Linked DNA regions of Homo sapiens: region 1 is linked to region 2. Evidence: read pairs that join two places in POLR2A ChIA-PET (ENCODE). Cell type or tissue: OCI-LY7. All regions are shown on one strand. Links, peaks and the distances in the headings refer to the core of each region. The heading gives the core; the rest is flanking DNA.

What was found. ChIA-PET counts read pairs that join two places held together with the same protein. Peaks named below come from ENCODE experiments on the same cell type or tissue, not always from the same donor. Only the 100,000 strongest peaks of a DNase experiment are listed, where the experiment ranks them.
Region 1: POLR2A ChIA-PET joins it to region 2 with 8 read pairs; 2 of 35 experiments call an interaction of 5 or more read pairs at or near these places.

What each region holds. Positions count from the first base shown.
Region 1 is chr13:39,970,889-39,975,290 of GRCh38, reverse strand. No RefSeq gene overlaps it. Among named protein-coding and RNA genes, the nearest start is that of LINC00332, 210 kb to the left of the region's middle. In OCI-LY7, for the core only: no CTCF peak of the experiment used is centred there; no DNase peak of the experiment used is centred there.
Region 2 is chr13:39,907,721-39,912,122 of GRCh38, reverse strand. No RefSeq gene overlaps it. Among named protein-coding and RNA genes, the nearest start is that of MIR4305, 250 kb to the right of the region's middle. In OCI-LY7, for the core only: no CTCF peak of the experiment used is centred there; a DNase peak (open chromatin) is centred at 1,832.

The DNA.
Region 1 (4,402 bases), core at 216-4,215, 63 kb before region 2:
TTTGACAGAATACTTAACTCTTTTGAATACTTACATCATTGAAGGTGTCCACTGAAACACTTTATGCGGACTTGCTAATTTAGAAGACATGAATTGACATTGCGATGACCTTGGGAAGAGAGATAACATGGAAGAAGAGGAGATAAATGGGAGAGGATTTTGCTGTCTATCAGGATGGAAATTGATAAGCCATTTTTTAACACTCCATAATGGATCTGCCATCCAATATCAATAAAAAATCACCTGTCTTTGTGAGGAGACCTAATTCAGGAAGCTCACACTAGAGTAAGCCATGGCACAAGGGTAGAGGACTTTGCTCATGTCACATTTCTTAACACAGATCCAATATATCACAGGTGCTTGATGACTCCCTGCTGTGTGTATTCATTCATTCATTCATTCATTCATTCATTAACAAATGAGCTAACTGTAGGATTTCAAATCAAATGCCCTAATCTTTAAAAATCTAGAAAAGATAACACAGCACACACTCATATAACTAACACCTTGAATTTAAAATATAGCAGCATTTTATAATATTGTCTTCCAATATTTTTTAATGAAATAAAACATTACCAAAAACGTTAACATTTTTACCCACCTCAATTCTCAACCTTCTTCCCCCTTTCATAGAGGCAATACTAGGTATTCTTTTTCTGAGAACCAATATTGGTGTGTATTTAGAGAAACTCAAAGAGAAAGCATGGTCAAAGGGCCTTCTGTTGACTATAATATTCAAAGAACTTTCTAAGTTGTAGGAGCAACCTGATAGTAATCGAGGAGATTATGTATAAGCTCAAAATATGAGGATATTGTATAATTACCTTGAAACTTAAAAAAAAGTGTGTGTATGTGTGCTGTACTGTGTGTGTATGTGTGCTGTACTGTGTGTGTGTGTGTGTCACTGTAGATGCTCCTGAAGGCTCCTTTCCCAGGTGCAGAGCTTTAAACAAAGATAGAAACTATATACTCAGACCTATGAACATGATTTTTCTATTTTACCTGTAAATGAACCATTTCAAATTGAGGAATAGAAGGTAGGAAAAGTGAGGAGGGCATAGAAGAGTCTAAGCTTTTTACAAAGCATTTAGGCAACGCGTTTTATAAAGCATTTATAGTACTTTTTGTAAAGCATTTAGGAAAGCAATTCTTCTTATCCTTCAGGTCTTATTTGAAACGTCAGTTTCTATGGAAGTGCTCTCTGATCCTTTAAACCAAGTAACTCATCTGTCATTCATACTCACTGTAAACTTCACTTTTATGTATTTTATTACAATTGTAATAAAATTACTTTGTAATAGAATACAAATGTAATACAATTGTAATAAAATTACTTTGTGAAATTACTTGTTTAAAGTTGCCTCCTGCTCTACTGTAACTTTCATGACAACAGGAGTCACATCTGATGTGGTCACTACTACAGCAGCAGCGCTTGGCACAACTATTTTTTGACAGAAATAAATAAACAAAAGAATAAATGAATGAACGAAAAAGAAAAAGAGGAAGAAAGGAAGGAAGGAAAGAATGGAGGGAGAGAGGAAAGGAGAAAATTATTGAACATTTACATTTGCATCAGATTAGTGCCTATGTCAGGATATTTAATGCAAATACTTAGTTGTTGAATACCAGATTCTTATTCTATCATCTAAGTCCAACTATCAGGCAGGACATCATTGTTCTTAGACAAATTCTGTGAGTTCAGACCACTATCTCTGAAGACTCATCTCAACTTGCCAACTTTATGCTTCTTATATTTCAGATTGGTACCTTCGGCTATCCCTGTGAGTTCCATAGTCTCAAAGCCTCAGAAAAAAAAAATCTGTTAAGTCTTATACCCATTTTAAGGATAGAAGTGTAGGAGAAAAACTGAGAGCCTCAGTAAGTGGAAAATCCAGGGTTAACCAAGCAAAAAGATCTCAAAGACCCAGATGGTTAGAGTATAATTCACTGCTAACAGCAGCTCTTTAATCATTTGTCCTTAATTTTACAATTCTTTTTGAAGAATCTGATGACATACTTCAAAGAATATGGAGGTAACTTGGTTAATGAAAATACCATTCACCATAAAAAATATCTATTTCTGCATTGCTTCAAGAACAGACACTAACATGTCCCAGGAAAGAGGGAGTTTTATTAATCCCTTCTTGAGTTGCTGCTGATGAGCTTTGAAGTGGGAAGGACTTCAGGGCCCTGGCATTACTCCCACTCAGTTGCTGCTCTTGTATGGAAAACTGGAACCCGCCATAGAAACAACTGGAAATCCACGTGTTCGTATTTCTCTTGGAGTTTTTAATTCTTGTGTTAACATAACAAAGGAAATAGTTCTCTCAATTATTCTTCATTCGACAACATTTTTTCTGAACTGTGCCAGGAGATACAACTCTGGAGATACAGTGGTGAGAAAAATGTACATGATCCCTGCCCTTGTGAATCCTCTACTCTATTTTTTTTTTTTTTTTTTTTTGAGACAGGGTCTCCCTCCCGTAGCCTGGGTTGGAGTGCAGTGGTACAATCTTGGCTCACTGGAGCCTTGACTTCCTGGGGCTTAGGTGATCCTACAGCCTCACCCTCTTGAGTAACTGGAACTACAGGCACATGCCATCACAGCCGACTAATGTTTGTAGTTTTTGTAAAGATGAGGTTTCACCATATTTCCCAGGCTGGTCTCAAACTCCTGGGGTCAAGAGATGCACCCCTTTGGCCTCCCAAGGTGATGTGAGCCACTGTGCCCGGCTGCAGCCTCTACTTTAAAGAGGCAAATTGAATTAATCAAACAATTATAGAGAGGATTCAGTTAAGGTGGGTGAGAGAATCAGAGAAGTCCTCATGGAAGAAATGATAGTGGAGCTGAGGGACGATGGAAATATAGGACTGGCTGGGTGATTCCGTTATGCCTGCGGGAGGATCAACCACTCTGGGCCAGTATGTGTGAAGGCTCTGAGGGAGGAAAGACCTTGACATCTTCAAAGAGGACCAGAGTTCTAGAAGGTTCTGTGCAAGAGAAACAGTGGCAGGAGATCATGCTGGGCTGATAAGCAGTGGCTGAGTAACGCTGAATTTTGTAGGCATTGTCAAGAATTTCTTATTTTCTCCTAAATGGAATGATAAGTCATTAAAGGCTTGTGAGCAGGTGTGAGAAGACATAATTTATGTTTTACTATCACTCTGGCCGCTCTGTGTAAAATGTAAGGAAGGAAGCAAAGAGTAGAGGTAAGGGTGTCTGCTTAGGCTGTAGCACTAGTCAGACAAGATGCGATGATGGCTTGGGAAAGATGTCACTGAGAACAGAGAGGAACTGTAGAATTTGAGGGATATTCAAAAAAAGAGAAAGTGACAAATCTGCTTGATAGGATTGTATGTAGAGATGATGGACAGGAGGAGCCCAGATGCTTGGGTTTCTGTTTGAAGAACTGTGGTGATATTTATGAGTTTAAGGAGAAAAGAGCTGGCTTGTGGGTGGGGAAGGCTATGAGATCTCTGAGACACATTTTTGGGATAAGGAACGTGATAGACTTGCTGCTTCCAGAAAGAACACATTCCTGTACTGTGGCCGGTGACCTCACTGGTTGGGCCTGCAGGCAACTGGAGTAGAGGTTCCCCCAGGTGCCATCGGTCTCTTCAAATAAAACATCTAGTAACCTTTACTAATCTCAAGGAAACTGTGGGTTGGGTAGGTAACTTAAGGAGAGAGAAATGATTACTTTCTGTAGACTGGCTCTTTTCATGTGCCTGAGAAGTGGTTTCCACCATGAAATATTTGGGTAAGGAAACCAGATAATGAAGCCCAAACATTTTTCATCTCATCTGGAGGTGGGTTTCTGCACGGAGAGCCCATGATTTCTGTTACTTTGAATTGTTATTTTGAGTGTATGTTTTCTTCCAATGACCACTTAATACATAAATACCAAAAATGCTTATATCACATGTTTTTAGAAGTCTATGTTACTCAGTTTCCTTGTTAGCACAAAAAAATGAAGGATTGACTATATCTGAAAATATTTACTTTTTTCTTCTGCACAACGAGTGGCTTCTATGGTATGTAGTTAAGTCAAGAGATTTTACACTCTGCTATTGCATATGACACAAATACAACAACCTTGAGAAGGCGAATCAAACATGCTCTTTCTCTCTTGCTATCTTCGTCCACCCTGAAGTGGTATCTGAAAATTTCGGGAACATAAGCCCTATAGCCAAGTTTTCTCATGAGCTAGAAACCTCCAAGCAATACATTGTTTTGTCTGTTGAAATCCCTGCACTTAGAACATCCTTTAAATGAAAATAAATTTCAATCTTTACTTGGGTTTTGAAACCTGTTCAACATAATTTCTATGCTGACAAAAAAACACATGGCGTAGACCCATGAATTTAATAGTCAGTTAGAACTTAATGCCACTGATAGGGG
Region 2 (4,402 bases), core at 117-4,116:
TGGAGGCCCCTGGTGCCACAGAAGGTGGGAGTGAAGTACAGGGCTGGAAATAGCATTAGTCAAAATCAGTGAACAGAGCCATAGAACTTCCAGAATGTGCTGTACACCTGCACCCAGGTGACCATAACTCTTCAGGATACCAGAGGAGTTTCCCCAGAAAATGTTAATAAGGCTCTGAGATGGAGACTTGAGGGCTCCAGGTACCGCTATAGAGAAAAAAAGAGAATGAGAAGGAGGTAAATGAAAATCTGTAATCTGAATGGTGAAGCCCTTAATCTTTTTCTTTCCCTTCTCTGGTCTCAGAATATCAGCAGCCAGCCTGAACACTGAAGCCTTCCAGGTAAGAGATTAAATAATTTGTCTCTTGAGAAACTGCGTGACCCAGAACAAAGACCTCCACTGCATGCTGACATTTAGGAGCCCCTCAAATAAAGAGCAAGGTCCATATCCACTCACCTTAAGGTGAATTTCATTAAAAGTTATGCAAGAAAGTAATTATACAAGAAAATTTCTCAAACTTAAAAATTCAAGTCTCCAGTTTGAAAAGCCTCTTCAAATGCTTAGCAAAAAAAAAAAAAAAAAAACTTTTTAATTTTTTTGAATAAAGACCCACATCAAGACTCACCAGTTAGAAATTTCAGAGCACTAACGATAAAGAAAAATATCTAAAAGCTTCTAGAAATGTTTTTTAAACATGCACAAATTTAAACAAATACAACAAAGGGATATAGAAGCCAATGGAAAATGCCTTCAAAATTGGGTGAAAAAAAAAAAGATTTTTAGTTTAAATTCTAATACCAAGCCAAATAATAAGACAAATGTAAAGGTGGAACACAAATGGTCTCAAAAGACTAAGGAGATCTTTTTAAATTTAATAATGAGATTAGCCTTTAAAACAATAGTGTAGGCATCCTGGCTTCCCCTCCAGCCCTGCTTTTCTCCTCAGCTCTGGGCTTGGCCACATCCCTTCTCCTTCCTGGGCTGTGCTGTTTCTTCCCTTCAACACCACAGGCCAAGTGGCTGCACAAAACTTGATTGCCCCAGAGAACCTCCACTGGAGGCCAAAAGCCAGCAGGATAATAAAAGTTGGCAAGAAGAAAAGAGGGAGATCTTGAAAAGATACTTTTAATTAGGTGATTCAAAACAGCTAGATCATTTATTGACTCAATTCCAGGGTGTTGTGGTTTCCAGTTTTGACTTTCAGATAGGCATGGTTTTACTGTATTTGGTTAGGAAACTTAAAATAATTCAACATCAAACTTCATGAGACAATGATGGCAATTTATAGATTTTAAAAAGAAGGAAAGTAAATGAAAAGCAATGCTTATACAATAGTAAGTCCAGATCTTCCAGAGCAGCTGATGAAAATACCAAGTACCTTGTCATTAGACTATGATTGATGCTTAGGTTGTTTTACACACACAGACACACACACACACACACACACAGAGTTTTTAGTAAGACCTTCAAAAAAAGGACATAACTCCTTGGACAAATGTCTGTTCACAACAAAAGCATAAATTAGGAATCCTATACAATAATCAGAAGCACTGAGTCTATTTCTCTTCAAATCAAAGTTACCCTGTCCTGGAATATGTAAACCTTGTGCAAAGACAAAACCATGGTGGAAATGTCAAAATTAAAAATTGTATTCCTTCAATGTGAGACTGTGATCCTTGGTAAAATGCAATTACACCAAGAAATAGGAGTGCATTAAACTGTGAGAGGAGCCATCAAAGGTTTGCTGTGACCAAGTTTGAGAACCTTTGAAAAAGCAGGTTTGTACATAGGGGGAAACATGGGCACAGACCAGGAAATGAGCACAGCAATGAAGCATATCAGAGACAAATGTCTCAAGGTCTCAGGTGTCACAGCTGGCCTCACAGTTATCTGCATGGTGTTTGCTTATTCACTTAAGAGATATTAATTCCACGCTTAAAATATGCCAGGTATTGTTTGAGGTTCTTAGGACATCAGTGAATCAAACAGATAAAGACCTCAGCCCTCATAGGGCTTACTTTTTAGCAGGAAGAGACAGAAAATGAACAATAAGCAAAACATAAAATTAAATTCTATGGTATTTTAGAAGGTGATAAATTGCTATAGGAAAAAAGGAAGAAGAAAAGCAGAGCACAGTCTGGAGATTAGGGATACCAGGGTAGTAGGAGCGGTTTCTAATTTTAAATAAGGTGGGTGGTTGGGATTTTCAAATAGGTAATTCAGTTAAGAGTCCGCTGAGTGTGTAATCAGATGCCAAGTTTAAAAACCATAAAGTGCATCTGTGACAACTGCCAGACACTGAAAATTCACATAACACATGGGCTAAGAGGTAGTGAAGGCATTTATTATCCTCTCTGGATATTTATAGATGTTCAAATAACATCACATTATCTCCTTTATTGTTTCGTGAATGCAAGGGACATGCTGAGTTTCATAATCAAAAGCAAAGGAAAATGTGTCTGTTTGAGCAATGACACACCTTCACCTCCTCTTCATCTGTAGACCTGCATGTGTACAAATCATGCTTAGTTTATTGGGTGTTTCCTTCATCAACATACAAGGATGTTTAAATATTTGAATTAAATATTCTTTTTAAAGATGACTATTATTATAAGTGTTGAGAGTGTTGTGATCTGCCTCACACTGAAAGAATAAAAGACCAGAGAAAGCATTGTTTCAGTATGTTCTTCCTTTCTAATAGAAGGTAGGCCCTTAATCACCAGGTTCTGTTCTCTGTCATTAGCATTCAGGGAGTTGAAACAGCATTACTTGGTAATTGAAGCTCATTGAAAATTACAAGGGAGAAATAGTCATGAAAATCACACATAAGAGCAAGAATTCAAGTCAAGATTATTTTATCCTGGATTAATCAAACTATATCTTGAGATTTGCTTTGTGTTGACTTTAACCTTCAAATCACACATTCATTAATCATGTCTGAACAAAACCTATGTGCTGGGACTGGAAAAGAAGAGAAAGAAGTCATCAAAACGTTAATTATCTGCCCAATGTAATTACTGAATAAGTTGAACAACTACTGCTAAAGTAAAACCTTGTTAAGCAAGATTATGTATCCTGAGTACACGCAGCAGATGTTATAGACACAAGTTTTCTGAGTAACAGATGGCATTTTGCTTTAAATGTCTTGAGTTTGAGGTAGCTTTGAGACACCTGCAGTAAACATTTCATATTGGGAGGGAGGATTTGCTATGCAACAGTCAATTCCCATCCCATCGGTGGAAATCCCTTTGTATGTTGGGGTCATCTAGATCCTCTCTCCGCTGGCTTGTAGGGCACAGGCACATGATCCAGGATCAGCCATTTGGATAGTCCAACTGGAGACTCTGAATCTTGCATGTGATGCTAGGATGGTGGCCAGGGGGAGTCCGTTCCTGACACCCAAGACACAATCGTAGTGCTGGAGGCAGCAGTGGTGGCAGCACAACCCGTGGTTGTGGCAGGAGTGACTGCAGGTGCAGTGTGTCCGCAGAGCCTAACTTTCCCTTTAGTGAGAGTTGTCTGTGATTCTAGCTTTGTAAACTCCTGGGGATGTTCTGTTCCCGTCCTTCAATCCGTCTCCCCTGTCTCACTCACAATCCTAAAACTGCCAGATATCTTATGACAGATTCACTTTCTGTTAAGCTACCCAGGGTTGTTTCCGTCTTCAACCAAAAACCTTAACTGATGACATTCATGTGAAATCTGAATGAGTATCTAACCCCTTCATCTCACTAAAGAGGAGAGGGGCTCTCAGAGTGGTTGTGATTTTCCCTGGGTTACTCAACAACAGGTGTTATCAACACCATGAACACCATGACTCAAATACCAAAGAGTTTATTGAAAATGTATACATAGAACTCGGGAATTAAGATAAAGATAAATTTGTTGCTTAAGCCTTGAGAATGAATAACATCACCATTTGAGACTGTGCAATGGGACCAAAAGGGAGAGCTGAGAACTGAACCTTAGGGATAATTCACTTTTCAGAACTGAATTTAACAAAAGAGCATGCAAACTAAGGCAAACTAGGAAGAGGTTGATAAAATATCAAGAAAAGGAATAGGAATGTAGGGCCATTGAAACCAAAGGATAAGGGAATGATTCAACGAGAATAATTGATTAGCAGGTGATGACATAGACAGTAAGCTAAGAATTGAGAAGAGAATTAATTATGTGATTATGAATTCATTTGTAAGTTAAGGTATATTTAAGATAGAAGTCCTTAGAGAGGCACTGAAGCCAAAGCCAGTTTGCAAAGTGTGCAGAGTGAGTTAGGATATGAGGACAGGGAACGTTAACTTTCGTTTTAGAAAGTTTAGTGTAAGAAGAAAAGAAGAAATGAGATTGTGTGTCAAGCAATGCAGGAGTGAGGGAGAGACTTTTGTGTAGGATGGCTGATTTA